3 separate regions of the Homo sapiens genome follow, and all the other regions are linked to region 3. A link is a contact called in ENCODE Hi-C or POLR2A ChIA-PET data. All regions are on one chromosome and are shown on one strand. Each heading gives the region's core, a stretch centred on a gene start or an enhancer-like site at or near the end of the contact. The rest is flanking DNA. Distances are from core to core; before and after follow the strand shown.

Region 1 (4,693 bases), core at 1,264-3,763, 160 kb after region 3:
ATGCCAAAGATCCAAATATGATGTTTATCGAAGCTTCCCAAAGCCAAGCTCAAACTCTATTAATGTGAATCTTGGGGGAAAAAATCAGAGTACCTTTATCTAGATTTTTTAAAACGGTGTGAACACTGCCAAGAGCTCATAATAAAAAGAGTACAGAACTCCAAGTCAAAAGGTCTGAATGCCAAGTCTGTCTTTTACCAACTGCCACTTCCTAACCTGGCCGCAAATCACAAATTCTGAACCTCCCATGTCCCCAGCTGAAAAATCAAGATGATGGAAATAGTAACTGCTTGTTGGAGCTCAAGGAGCTGCTGTGAGAGCCGATCATGTATCTCATGTGAGAGCACCTGAAAAATCATAAAGCACACGTGAACATCAATTATTGGCTAGCACAGGCATTTTTGATTTAGGAGCTTGAGAAAGAGGGAGTCAAAAAAAGAACACAGTTTTTTTGCACTTTTATGTTTCTTGGTTGTGTTCTGGTGTTGGAGGTTATTTTTGTGGGGTGAAAAGCTGCCTCGTTGGTTTCGGTTAACCTAGACCTTTCTTCACCTGCATCCCTTGGATAACTGTTTGCTGCTGGTTAAGAATCCTCTCTCAGTTAAGAGCCAGACGCAGCGGCTCACACCTGCAATCCCAGCACTTTGGGAGGTCATGGTGGGTGGATCACAAGGTCAGGAGATCAAGACCAGCATGGCCAATATGGTGAAACCCCGTCTCTACTAAAATTACAAAAAAAAAAAAAATTAGCCAGGCGTGGTGGTGCATGCCTGTAGTCCCAGCTACTCTGGAGGCTGAGACAGGAGAATTACTCGAACCCGGGAGGCGGAGGTTGCAGTGAGCCAAGATTGCACCACTGCACTCCAGCCTGGGCAACAGAGAAACACTCAAGAAAAAAAAAAAAAAAGGCCAGGCGCGGTGGCTCACGCCTGTAATCCCAGCACTCTGGGAGGCTGAGGTGGGCGGATCACGAGGTCAGGAGATCGAGACCATCCTGGCTAACACGGTGAAACCCCATCTCTACTAAAAATACAAGAATTAGCTGGGCATGGTGGCGGGTGCCTGCAGTCCCAGCTACTCCGGAGGCTGAGGCAGGAGAATGGCATGAACCTGGGAGGCGGAGCTTGCAGTGAGCAGAGATGGTGTCACTGCACTCCAACCTGGGCGACAGAGAAAGACTCCGCCTCAAAAAAAAAAAAAAAAAGAATCCTCTCTTGAACAGAACGGTATCAGGTCAACTGGATGATGAATAAATGATGGAGAACCCTGGCCCATATGATCCAATAAACCATCTTCCTGCTCCAGAAGGTTGCTGCAAGGCATGTCAGCCTAAATAGAAGAGGATCCATTTTTGTTCATTTTTATGTATTTATTTTGTTTTATTTATTCATTTATTTTGAAACAGAGTCTTGCTCTATCACCCAGACTGGAGTGCAGTGGTGCGATCTTGGCTCACTTCAACCTTCATCTCCTGGGTTTAAGCGATTCTGCTGCCTGAGCCTACAGAGTAGCTGGGATTACAGGTGCCCGCCACCATGCCCAACTAATTTTTGTATTTTTAGTAGAGACAGGGTTTTGCCACATTAGCCAGGCTGGTCCCAAACTCCTGACCTCAGTTGATCCACCCGCCTTGGCCTCCCAAAGTGCTGGGATTACAGACGTGAGCCACCGCGCCCGGCCCCATTTTGAAATAACATATCTCACCTTATAGAATTTTAGGATACTGCAGCCGAAGAACACAAAAACCAACTTATATTTTTGTGACTTTCCATCAATTCCATTTGAGGATTAGAGGTGGAAAAGAGGTAGAAACAGTTTGGCAGTTCTTTATTAAGCACAGAGTCCTCATACAATCTAGTAATTCCACTCCTAGCTAGAGACCCAAGAGAACTGAAAACATGTCCCACAAAAAAACTTGTACACCAATGTTTGTCACAGCATTATTCACAATAGCTAGAAAGTATAACCAATTCACATGTCCATCCACTGATGGACAGGTAAAACGTGGCATATCGGGATAATGGAATATTATTCAGCCATGAAAAGGAATGAAGTGCTGATGCATGTTACAATACAGATAAACCTCGAAAACATTACACTAAGTGAAATAAGCCAGACACAAAAGGCCAGATATCATGTAACATTATTCTGTTTCTATGAAATGCCTAGAATAGGCAAATCCACAGAGACAGAAATCGATTAGTAGTTGTTGGTTGTTAGGGGTAAGGAGATGGGGTGAATGGGGAGTGACAGCTAACAGGGAAGGGGTTTCTTTCTGAGGTGATGGAAGTGTTCTGCAGTTAGTGAATATATTAGAATACTACACAGTGAATATACTATAAACCACTGAACTGTATACTGTAGAGAGCTGAGTTTTACGTTATGTGAATAACATCTCAATAAAGAAAAAAATATTAACTATTTTTTAAAGACCTAGAAATAGTGGTTAACCAACTAATCAGGAATTAAAAGGGCAGCATACCAGGTGATGACTCATTCACCAACTCCCAAGAGGAAGTGTGGTTGTGACATTTACGTTGATTTCATCTGACCTCCAACCTCAAACCCCAGGCACTCTCTTGCACACTTCAACTTTCCGTTTTCCTTTCTCCCTTCCGCCCATTCCCCTTTGACTCTTTCCTTTTCTTCCTCTCCTTTTCTTCTCTTTCTTTCTTTCTCTCAACTGGTTAAGTACACACACACACACACACACACACACACACACACACAAAGTGTAAATGGATACAGTGAAGGTAGTGGGCTTTTGAAATGTAACTTTTCTCCTTGCCTATAGAAGTTGTTGAATGAACACCTATGAGAGGCAGCAAATTGGAGTCATCTGGACTCAGTAATGAGGCTGTTACATTTCTTTTTTTTTTTTTTTTAGACAGGGTCTCACTCTCTTGCCCAGACTGGAGTGCAGTGGCACGATCTCGGCTCACTGCAACCTCTGCCTCACAGGCTCAAGCAATTCTCCTGCCTCAGCCTCCCGAGTAGCTGGGATTACAGGCATGCATCACTACCGCCCAGCTAATTTTATATTTTTAATACAGACAGGGTTTCACCATGTTGGCCAGGCTGGTCTCGAACTCCTGACCTAAAATGCTCCACCCACCTCGGCCTCCCAAGCTGCTGGGATTACAGGCGTGAGCCACCGCACCTGGCCAAGGCTGTTAAATTTCATTCAATCCAGGCATCATCATGGTGTGACCATAAGTGAGCAAGTCACTTTACTTCTGTGCCTCAGTTTCCCCACCTGTAAAATGGGGACAATAGTAGAACCTAACGCATGAAGTTGTTGTTAGGATTAAAAAGAATAGAACAAAGCTTGACACCCAGCAAGTGCTCTACAAAAAAGTAGAAGCCTGTGAACTGAGGCTGGTTCTGAGGTTCCCTGGACCTGACTTAAAAGCATATTTCCAGATGTCAGACTTCTTCTTTTTTTAAGTTTGGTTATTTTTTTTTAGAGATGGGGTCTTGCTCTGTTGCCCAAGCTGATTTCAAACTCCTGGGCTCAAGTGGTTCTCCTGCCTCAGCCCTGCTAGTAGCTGGGACTATAGGCACAGGCCAACATACCAAGTTAAAGGGTTTCGTTTGCTTGTTTTTGTTTTTGTTTTTTTTTTAAATACTTGTCACTGATGAAGCTCAGATGAAGCCTCTTTTAAGTATTGTTTTCTAACAATACTGTTTTCTAACAAAACTGTCACATGTTCATTTTTCTTGGTGATATTTTATCTTGTTATTAAATATTATTCTACGTCATTTAATGACAGCATTTAATGTGATTATAAGAGTCTATCATCAATCTACGTACCTACCTACCATCTATCTATTTATTTACAGATAGGGCCTCACTCTGTCATCCAGGCTGGAGTGCAATGGCATGATCATGGCTCACTGCAACCTTGACATCCTTGGCTCAAGTGAGTCTCCCACCTAAGCCTCCTGAATAGCTAGGGCTACAGGTGTACACCACCATGCCCAGCTACTTTTTTTATTTTTTACAGAGAAAGGGTTTCCCTAATGTTGCCCAAGCTAGTCTTGAACTCCTGGCTTCAAGCGCTCCTCCTGCCTCGGCCTCCCAAAGTGCTAGGATTACAAGCACGAGCCACCATAACCCAACCTAAATAAAGTTTTCCAGTTTTGACTTTTACTTCTGACACCCTTTCAGTTTCCCTTTGTTAATGGAAGAAGAGAGAGAATCACTGCTGCATTCCAAAATGGAAGGAAAAGAGAGCCAGGACTTTCAGTTGCCAGTGGCAGAAATCCAATCCACAAGTTTAAGCCAACACAAAGGAGGATTTATCAGCATGCATCACTGGAGTTCAGTGATGCCTGGTTCCAGGGACTCACACAATGTCTACAGGACATCTTCTCTCACCTCTGACTGGCTGTCACGTGTAGGTGGACTCTGCCCCAACTAGAGAGCCACTGGTAACTTCCTCCCAACTTAGCAACGTATCTTGGTTGACAAGCCCCACCAAAGTCACATGGCGGGGTGAGAATAGGGAAGTTCCCCGAAAAGATGGGAGATAGAACATTATGACAGGCAGATCAAAACAGAAGCTGTACCAATCCACTTTAGTCAGCAATCGACTCCCCAAGAGAATCTTATTGAGGAACGATTCTGTGCTCAGCACCGTCTAAGGCATGCAGGCGGAACACAGAAGGATTCATCACAATACCTTGACTT
Region 2 (4,846 bases), core at 576-3,075, 130 kb after region 3:
CTCCAGGGCGTGGAGACAGCCAAGACCATCCCGGATTACATTTCTAAGTCAGTCACTCGTTGCAAGACAAGATGATAGAGATGGAGTAAACAGGGATATCGCCTGAGCCCTCGGTTTCTCAGCCAGGTATTTTTCCGCTTCTCACAGCGCATAAGGTGGGAAGGAAGTCATGGGAGCACAGCTGGATTCTGGAATGCAGCCCAACCACAGGCTCAAAATCCTCATCTGTGAACAGCTCCACTCACTACCTGGTCAGCCTCTCCGGCCTGCCCTGGGGGCCCTCACTGCCCTGCCAGTCAATTCCAAAAAGCCCTCGTGGGCTGGGCGCAGTGGCTCACGCCTGTAATCCCAACACTTTGGGAGGCCAAGGCTGGTGGATCCCTTGAGGTCCGGAGTTTGAGGCCAGCCTGGCCAACACGGTAAAACCCCGTCTCTACTAAAAATACAAAAATTAGCCAGGTGTGATGGAGGTAGTCCCAGCTACCCTGGGGGCTGAGGCAGGAGAATCATTTGAACCCAGGAGGCGGAGGTTACAGTGAGCTGAGATTGCGCCATTGCACTCCAGCCTGGGGGACAGAGTGAGACTCTGTCTCCAAAAAAAAAAAAAAAAAAAAAAGCCCTTGTGTATCTCTGGGCTGTCTTAACTTATCAGGGGGGTGGTCCTACCCCCGGGGCCCAGTTAACCATGAGGACCAAGCAGGCCCAGCGCAGGTGGCCAGCCTGTGCAGCACCTCCCAGAGGAGGCAAGTGTTCCCCTCCCACTGGACACCAGCACAACGTACACATGCCACATGGTGACATGCACTGTAAGAGGATTCTTACATCTGTCCCCAGGGACAGATGGCACTGCTGAGTGCCTTCCGGGCACTTTCAGCCATTCATTCATTTGACAAATACTTATGGAGCATATACCATGCACCAGGCGCTGTTTCTAAGTATCTGGGGGCACATCAATGAAAAAAGCAGAAGGGAAATAAACCCTTGCTTTCCTGGAGTGACGGCTCCAGCATGAGGTGGGAATGGGTTGCGGGGAGCAGACACTAAACACAATAAAAAAGTGAATTCTAAAGAATGTCAGAAGGTGATCGGGGGAATAGAACATGGTAAAGGGAATCAGGAGTTCAGGGTAGACTGGAGTGTGGGTGGCAATTTTAGAGAGTTCAAGATGTTACCCTTGCTAAAGATCTTTCTAGCTCTTCTGCTCACTGTATTGATTTATTCCTTCATTAAGTAGTTACTGAGTGCTCACCGTGGGCCTGGCCCAGGCCCTCAGTGCTCTCATGAAGCTGACATTTTATTTAAGGAGACAGAGGTTAAGACAACTAATTATAGAAAGGTTAGAAAAGAGCATGTCTCAGGGGATTCCTACGACCATGCCAATCATGACGAAACATGCTAAACAAGCTGGGGGATGCTCCCAAGAGTGTCCTTGATTCTTGTTTAAGGTCCAAGGCCCACTTCTCTCCTCCTTCCTCTCCCAACACACCACACCCTGAGTTAGTTAGAACTGCTGTCTTCTCATCTACAGGAAATCACAACTCAGTGGTTTCTCTAGAAGCTGCCCACTGTCCTTAGAACTTGCCTGGTGCCACCCCAAAGCACCTGCTGGTGTTAGGCCTCCTCAGCTAACTTGACATTCCATGCTTCAGACCCAGCATATCTTCTTTAGAAGCACCAAGTTCAACGAGTGGGTCCTTCAGGCTGTCTTCTCCTGGCAGTGCTGATCCAAGCACCTGCTGGGCGAGTTTGGTTCCTTTTGCCTGACTATTCTCACGCCCAGAGCCAGGCAGCCTGGGGACAGAGGAAGAGCAGAAGAGGATGTCACACCCAGGCACACCAGGAGGCCAAACCTGTTTGGCAGCTCAAGCCTCTGACCACAAGCTGGCACTCGCTTTCGGAAGTGCTAACCACAGGCAGGACTGCTAGTGAGCAGAGCACCAAGGGTTTTCCTGCTGGGAAGAAATGCAAGGCTGGCCTTCATGCCTGTCCCCCTGCCCCCGCCCCGTGACAATCCCCCCCCAGCTCTGGACCCGCCCATCTCTTCCCACTCCATATCCAGCTGGAAGTGCTGGTCCAGGCCCCAGTAGAAGACACAGCTACCAACAGAAGGTACGGCCACCAGGAGCCAGGCCAGCCACCGGCCACCTCCCTCCATTCTTGCAGAAATGCTTCCGCTCTCATCTTCCTCAAAAGTTGGGAGGATTTGAGAGCAGCCAGAGTGTTAGCTGTGGAGGATGGGGGGCCACTGCCTTTCCTCCTGGTTCCTCTGCTGAGTCTCCCACAAATGGTTCCACGAGACCAGGACGGACTCAATCCTAAGAGTACGAGTAGAAGGTCTGTTCTCAAAAGCACAGTGAAGGGAGGCCAAGGCGGGTGGATCACCTGAGGTCAGGAGTTCGAGACCAGCCTGGCCAACATGGCGAAAACCCCGTCTCTACTAAAAATACCAAAACTAGCTGGGTGTGGTGGCAGGTGCCTGTAATCCCAGCTACTCGGGGTGCTGAGGCAGTAGAATCGCTTGAACCTGGGAGGCGGAGGTTGCAGTGAGCCAAGATCGCGTCATTGCACTCCAGCCTGGGGGACAAGAGTGAGACTTTGTCTCAAAAACAAAACAACAACAACAACAAAAAAGCACAGCGAAGATTCTCAGGAGGGCTGCTCAGGAGCCTGCACCCTCCAACAGCTTCCCACGTGGGCAGCCGGGGGAGAGGAAAGGGCAGGCTGCTAGGGGGAGGGAGGGTGGAGAACGGCAGCTACGGCAGCTGCCCCCACCCCTCCTCTCATCCTTTCTCACCATTTCCTTCCTTCACAACTGCCACATGAAAGCAAAGGCCCACTGGAACCCCAAGGTGGGCACGCAGATGAGTTTCGGATGGCAGGAGTGGCAGAGCTGCAGGAGCTGCAACGGTCCTCCATCTCCTCTCTACGGGCTGGGGTGCAGAAGATTGGAATGTATACAGCCGCCAGTGGTTAAGAGCTTGGGCTCTAGGCCAGGAACTGTGGCTCTCGCCTGTAATCCCAGCACTTTGCGAGGCCGAGGAGGGTGGATCACCTGAGGTCGGGAGTTTGAGACCAGCCTGGCCAACATGGTGAAACCCCGTCTCTACTAAAAATACAAAAATTAGCCGGACGTGGTGGCATGCACCTGTAGTCCCAGCGACTTGGGAGGCTGAGGCAGGAGAATCGCTTGAACCCGGGAGGCAGAGATTGCAGTGAGCCAAGACTGGGCCACTGCACTCCAGCCTGGGCAACAGAGCAAGACTCTGCCTCAAAAAACAAATAAAAAATTTAAAAATTTAAAAAAAGAACTTGGGCTCTGGAGAGAGATGGCCTGGTTCTGCTACTCACTGGCTGGGTGATGCTGGGGAAATTATTAAACTGCTCTGTGCCTCAGTTTCCCCATGTGTCAAACAGGCATAAGAATACTACTTACAGGTCTATTGTGAGGATTAAATGAGTGAATGAAGGTCCAGTGCTTAGGCCAGTGTCTGGAAAATCATATTATGTAAATGCTGTCTATTATTATTAAATGCTCCTGAATCGACAGATCTGTTTTTAAAAATTCTCTCCACCCACGAAACGATTTGTTCACCTGTGGGTTGAGGAGATAAGTAAAAGCATGGGGTATTGAAGATGCAACCTCAGACCACCAAGCATGCTTCCCTGTACCCCGTCAACCTCTCCCTTGGGCTTCCCCAGCCCCAAGCCTCCCAAAAAAGTCTCACAAGCTCAGAAGATGCCTGGGTGCCACCAGTACCCCAGCATGGAATGCACCCCCTCCCACAGTCATCTCAGAAACCACTGAGACCAGTTCTCATGGGGGACTTTGGAAGGTAGTGGGCCCAGGCTACCTGGAACCTCCAAAAACACGTGCCTCGCCTCCAACAAAGGCACTGAGGCACAATCCGAAGGCCAGCCATACAACTTCCACACTCAAACGGCACACACCAAGGCCCAAAATAGCATCAGCACCATCATCAACGAGATGTAAACAGAGGGAGGACACGACTCACTCCTCCTCGTACAGTGTGACCTGCATCTCCCGGGAGCACACTTTTATCTGTGCACACCGGTGGTACCCACCCAGGAGATGATGCTTCTGAAACTCCTAAGGCCCCAAAACCAGCCAGCCCCTGTGTTTTCATTCATCCTTCCCTCCCACTGAGGGGTTGCAAACAGAGCTCTGTCTTTAGCCAGCATCTTCTAGAAACCCTCATCCTTCCTCTCCCTCCCAGACACGTGCACACTGAGATCGAGACCCAGACAGCCTCCGTTCTAGGCACTTTCCCAGTCAGTTTATGTGATGGCCCTATTCAAATACTCAAAAACACACCCATTTTCTCAGAACAAAGCGAGAAAGGCCCCCTGGGACCCGACTCAACAACAACTCCCTAGCAGAAGGAGCCTCGCCCTCCCTGGCGCCCTCCCTCACCCTCCCTGGCTGACTGCTGGTTTGATTAACAGCCATGAAGAGGGGGGTTGAAAGCCTACCCCCACTTGTGGTGAAAAGCCCCAGCTTTCAATCACAACTCCTCCATATGGCAAGTTATTTACCTCCACGGAGCCTTGGTTTTTTACCCATAAACCCAAAACACTACCTCAGACAGTTGTACAATTAACTGAAATATCTAGAACAGTGCAAGCTGAAGATCTTTTTTTTAAGGCTGGCTGGGAGACCCCATGTTTAAACATAAAATAAATAAAATGAAGTTTTTATATATTTTTATTTATTGATTTTGAGACAGAGTCTCACTTTGTCACCCAGGTTGGAGTGCAGTGGCGTGATCATGGCTCATTGTAGCCTCAACCTCCTGGGCTCTGAGCAATCCTCCCACCTCAGCCTCCT
Region 3 (4,507 bases), core at 1,332-3,831:
CCTGACTGCATCCAGACTGACATCCCACTGGCTTCACTTCAGGCCCAGTTAACTTGCCTCGCCGATCTCTAAATACGCCTTTCCCGTATTGTTCACCCATACCTGCCGCCTCCTGCTCCCCCATCCCTGGATATCACAACCTTGTTCACTCATCAAGTCTCAACTAAAATGTCTCTTCCACCATGCAGCCTATCAAGATTGCTCTTCTTCCCTGCAAAGAGTTCTTCCCCAGACTCTCTAGAGTGGGTGCTGTAGTGCACCACCCAAATCTCTCTAGCTGCAGAGGCTCATAGCTGAGTCCCTCTCAGGGAACCGCCCTTAGCCAAAGAGAGCTGCCGTGCCCAAGGCTATGCCTAGAGTAGGGGTGCAGGGTGCACATCTAATGACTGGGGTGAGAGGGGATCAACGGCCCACCAATCCCCTTGTCTCAAATCAAACAATTCTGAAGGCCCCTCCCAGCTCAGAGCTCCCCACGGCGCTGCCGAGGCCTCCTTGGTGGCCGCATTGCAATGCTGCTTCCTTCCTTCCCCGGGGGTTGCTCCCAGGAGCACACACCCTACTGAAACTCCTGCATGTAAATCTGCCTCAAGTCTTCTTGAGAACCTGACCTAAGTCCTGCAACACACACATTCCATCCAGCTTTTTTCTAGGAAATCAGCACTTTGTCCATCCCTCAGACAGCTCAGATCCTAACCTTGACACCTTATCTCCTTGAGGGTCGAAGCCACGGCTGGTTCGCCCTCTCAAATACGGCACCTGGCCTGAAGGATGCAAGGACAGATGGGCCAACAGAAAGACGGACATTGTGACAGCACAAGAGAGATTCCCACCTGATGTGCTCTCCAGGAATAAACAGCAGGGAAAAGGTCCCAGAAAACTTTCCCTTTGTGCTGCTGCCACCACCCCTTTGGTGGCTGACACCATTGACCTTATTTTAAAAGGAAGTCCCACCAGCTGATGTGCAGACACCACCTTTGATCTTCTGGTTGGGGCAGAGGGTCACAATTCATGCACTGACTACTCCTTCCATCCTTGCACCCATTCATCCATCACTGTTTGCCTACTACCTGCGAGCCATCACCAACCACTGCGGACCCAAAATAACATCTGGACTATTGAACAGAGAAGCTGCTGGTCCCCGTTCCTCTCCCCATCCCCCATCCTTGAGCCCTCCATGAAGGGAACTACCAGTACAGAGGCAATCAGAACAGCAGCCAGCAGCTCCGGGGGCTGCAGGAGGCTCTGAAACCCTAGGTGGACGCTGGCCTGCAGTCTGAATGCTGCTGTCCATGTGGGGACCCGATGGGAGGCCCCTTTCCCTGCCCTCACTGGCCTGGTCAACTCCCAGACCCCCCACAAGCTAGAGTCTCCGTAAGTACCATATCCCTCCCCTCTAACCTCCAAATGGGCCCCATCAGGGACGATGCAGCTGCCTGAAGGATTCAGCCCAGTCCATCTCCTTGTCTTGGCGAGATCTGACCAACCCATAACACAAAGACACTGTGAGCCTGGGGCAGGGATGGTGCTGAGCCAGGCCAGGCCAGGCCAGGCAGACATCTGGAGAGAGCCACTGGGGCTCTGGCTGGGTGACCTCACCAGCAGCAGGACAAGTCACCCCAGAGGACCATACTACCCACAGGGAGGAAGCCGTGTCCAGGTCTTTTCCAATACAAGATTCCCTAATCTGCTTACAACACATCTGGCTCCTTGACCAAGTCACAGTAAGACTGAAGCGGCAGCTCCAGGCCTCAAGAGATGCTGGATTGAGACCCTTCTGCATTCTCTGGACGTCCATCCCTGTGGTCTTAGGTCATCCCGGATGACTGCCCACACTCTACTAACAGAGCCATGGCCACACAGGCCCCAGAGGTTCTAGGAGGAACAGTGCGGTCAGAGTGGAAGAAGTGAGATGTGCCCCGGGGAGCCTCTTCCCACCCCACCTAATTCACACAAAACACATATTTTCCTAGTGGTAACTAGAACTCCATTCAGACCTCTTCCGCTGAGACCCAGAGAGCCATATACTGGCCATGGATGAAACCAGTCTAAGGGAGGTACTATTTTAGCATTAATGCTAAGAGCCAAAGATGTTAATCTTCTCCTCAGCGAATGCCAGTGTCTACCCCACATAGAATAAAACTTATAAAGACAGCTGGGCACAGTGGCACACGCCTGTAGTCCCAGCTACTTGGGAGGCTGATGCAATAGGATCCAGGAGTTCAAGTCCAGCCTGGACAACACAGCAAGACCCTATCTCTATAAATGAATAAATGAATGGATGAGTGAGTGAATGAATAATTTGTAAAGTGAGAGACCAGTTGAAAGCTTGAAGACTATGTAAATCTGAGTTTCAAAGCACAGATGCCCCTTCTTCAAAATAATAATAATAAATTTTAAAAACAGTGAGCTAGGCGGAAGTTATTAATTTTAAATAGTCACTTCCGGGCTTCATTTCCCCTTGTTAAGGCTGCATCCTGCCTGCATTAGCAATATTGGGCTCCAGTGGGAAAGCCACAAGGAGCCCCTGGACCTAAGCCACTGGTTATGGTGACTGGCCATGGGCCCACCTACAAGCCTCTGGCCCCCAGTGGCCTCCTGCTGGGGCTCGTCCACTTTTCTTGGCTTGTGCCGGCTCTCTGCTGCCCCCTGTGGTTATCAGGTAAAATAACCACAGATACCAGAGCAGAAGGAAATGGACTCTGGGGTCTTGACTTTGATCTGAGATTCCTGCAGTCTTCTCCTCTTTGCCTCTCTTTATACTCACCCTTCTGTGCTACTTGCTCTATCTCCTCCTCCCCCACCACCAAATTTTCTTTCTTCCTTGCCCTGGTTTGGCGGTCTCTCTACCCATGGCTTCTCTCCTTGCCCTGTAGTCCTCACAAGGAGGGTCTGCCTAGCTATGGCCAGGTTTTTCTAGTCAGATGGCAGCCCTGCCACTCCGTTTCTCAGCCCTTCTCCCTTCCTACCCAGAAGCTGGCTTGCCCCCAGGCTATGCTGCCCTGTCCTCCAAGCGAGCCCCATTGCCTTGGTCCAGGCAGATGCAGAATTTGCAATCAGGCCACATTCTCCTGGAGGCCCCTGCTTATCTCCCTTGGCCAATACAAAAGCAGCAGTTCACAGAGACCTGGTTCCCTCCTGCGCACCAGAGTTTCCTCCATCTCTGGTTTTTCAATGCCTTCCAGTACAGCCATTGCTACAAGACATTTGAAATTCCCTCTTAAAAGTAAATGGCTGAGGCAGGAGAATTGCTTGAAGCCAGGAGGCGGAGGTTGTGGTGAGCAGAGATCGCGTCGTTGCACTCCAGCCTGGGTGACAGAGCAAGACTCCATCTCGAAAAAAAAAATTAAATGATATTTAAATCACAACCACAGTTTCTCTGCAGGAAAGAAACTACTCTCTGAAGAACCATTTACGCCTGGTCACGCCAAGCCCCTCCACATCTGGCATCCCCTTCAGCGGTCACAAAACACCTATGAGATAGGTGCTGTCATTTCCTTTTTTTTTTTTTTTTTGAGACGGAGTCTCGCTCTGTTGCCCAGACCGGAGTACAGTGGCGCGATATCAGCTCACTGCAAGCTCCGCCTCCCAGGTTCCCGCCATTCTCCTGCCTCAGCCTCCTGAAGAGCTGGGACTACAGGAGCCTGCCACCACGCCCGGCTAATTTTTTTGTATTTTTAGTAGAGACAGGGTTTCACCGTGTTAGCCAGGATGGTCTCGATCTCCTGACCTCATGATCCGTCTGTCTCAGCCTCCCAAAGTGCTGGGACTACGCGCCCGGCCCATTTCCACTTTTAATGGAAGGAACTGAGGCCTCAGTGAGAAGTGGCATCTCTGGAACTCAGTCTGACAACAAAGACCACCATTTTCTGGCCACACTCACCGTGTCTGAGCTCTAGGCTGGGACTCTGGGAGCTGCAGCAAAACAGTGTATTTTAATCTATAAACAACCCTTTATTTGAGAATCATCCTCAATATGAATATTATTATTATTCATTCAACACATATTTGAGGGCCTATTCTGTGTCAGGCACTGTGCTGGACACGGGGTTATATTGCAGGAAATATAAGTGGTTAAACTCCTCCTCCTTCAGCTTAAATTCTAGTGGTCATTATGCCATTCCATCTTTAGTTAATTTTAGACACATGCACATGTGTATAAAATGTGTATGTGTATAAAATTTTCCATAAGTGAAAACTTAAAAATTTTCTAATGGGATTGGGGGAGGGAGTTGTGCCAGGAGACAAAAAATAAGCAAAACATATCAGGTTAGCTCTTGGTACACACTAAGGAGAATAAAGCAAGGAAGGGGGATAGAAAGTGTTATGAGAACGAAGCTGTAATTTAAGAATGGCCAGGGAAGGCCTCACCAAGAAAGGAACACAGAATGAAGATCTGAGAGAAATGTATTATGTATCTATTGTTACATCGCAAATTACCCCCAATTTAACAGTTGGAAACATCAAACATTCATTATTTCATATTGTTTTAGCACATCAGGAATCAGAG

The links. Hi-C counts contacts between places; a loop is a spot of excess contacts on that map. ChIA-PET counts read pairs that join two places held with the same protein, here RNA polymerase II (POLR2A). Pooled maps may share reads with other maps.
Region 1: a pooled map shows a loop between it and region 3 (3-fold over the local background). The contact joins two enhancer-like sites. A Hi-C loop is called at or near these places in 4 of 37 single-sample maps with no recorded cell type and 3 of 50 pooled maps. POLR2A ChIA-PET finds 5 or more read pairs at or near these places in 2 of 52 experiments (T-cell and activated CD4-positive, alpha-beta T cell).
Region 2: a loop to region 3 is called in a map of natural killer cell, with 1.9 times the contacts of the local background. The contact joins two enhancer-like sites. A Hi-C loop is called at or near these places in 5 of 168 maps with a recorded cell type or tissue (Calu3, cardiac septum, gastrocnemius medialis and 2 more), 4 of 37 single-sample maps with no recorded cell type and 5 of 50 pooled maps. POLR2A ChIA-PET finds 5 or more read pairs at or near these places in 5 of 52 experiments (BJ, HEK293, PC-9 and 2 more).

Annotation. Positions count from the first base shown.
Region 1 is chr17:10,147,723-10,152,415 of GRCh38, forward strand. All of the region lies in intron 1 of GAS7 (growth arrest specific 7), which reads right to left. Among named protein-coding and RNA genes, the nearest start is that of GAS7, 49 kb to the right of the region's middle. Within about 2 kb of position 2,514, at least 3 of the 41 ENCODE cell types and tissues checked have a DNase peak (open chromatin) inside an H3K27ac peak, as active enhancers do.
Region 2 is chr17:10,118,111-10,122,956 of GRCh38, forward strand. The region is part of intron 1 of GAS7 (growth arrest specific 7); the gene reads right to left. Among named protein-coding and RNA genes, the nearest start is that of GAS7, 78 kb to the right of the region's middle. RefSeq lists enhancers at 1-217, 748-1,275, 1,450-2,408. Within about 2 kb of position 1,826, at least 24 of the 41 ENCODE cell types and tissues checked have a DNase peak (open chromatin) inside an H3K27ac peak, as active enhancers do; they include gastrocnemius medialis, where a contact is called at or near this core.
Region 3 is chr17:9,985,355-9,989,861 of GRCh38, forward strand. The region is part of intron 2 of GAS7 (growth arrest specific 7); the gene reads right to left. Among named protein-coding and RNA genes, the nearest start is that of RCVRN, 82 kb to the left of the region's middle. Within about 2 kb of position 2,582, at least 6 of the 41 ENCODE cell types and tissues checked have a DNase peak (open chromatin) inside an H3K27ac peak, as active enhancers do; they include gastrocnemius medialis, where a contact is called at or near this core.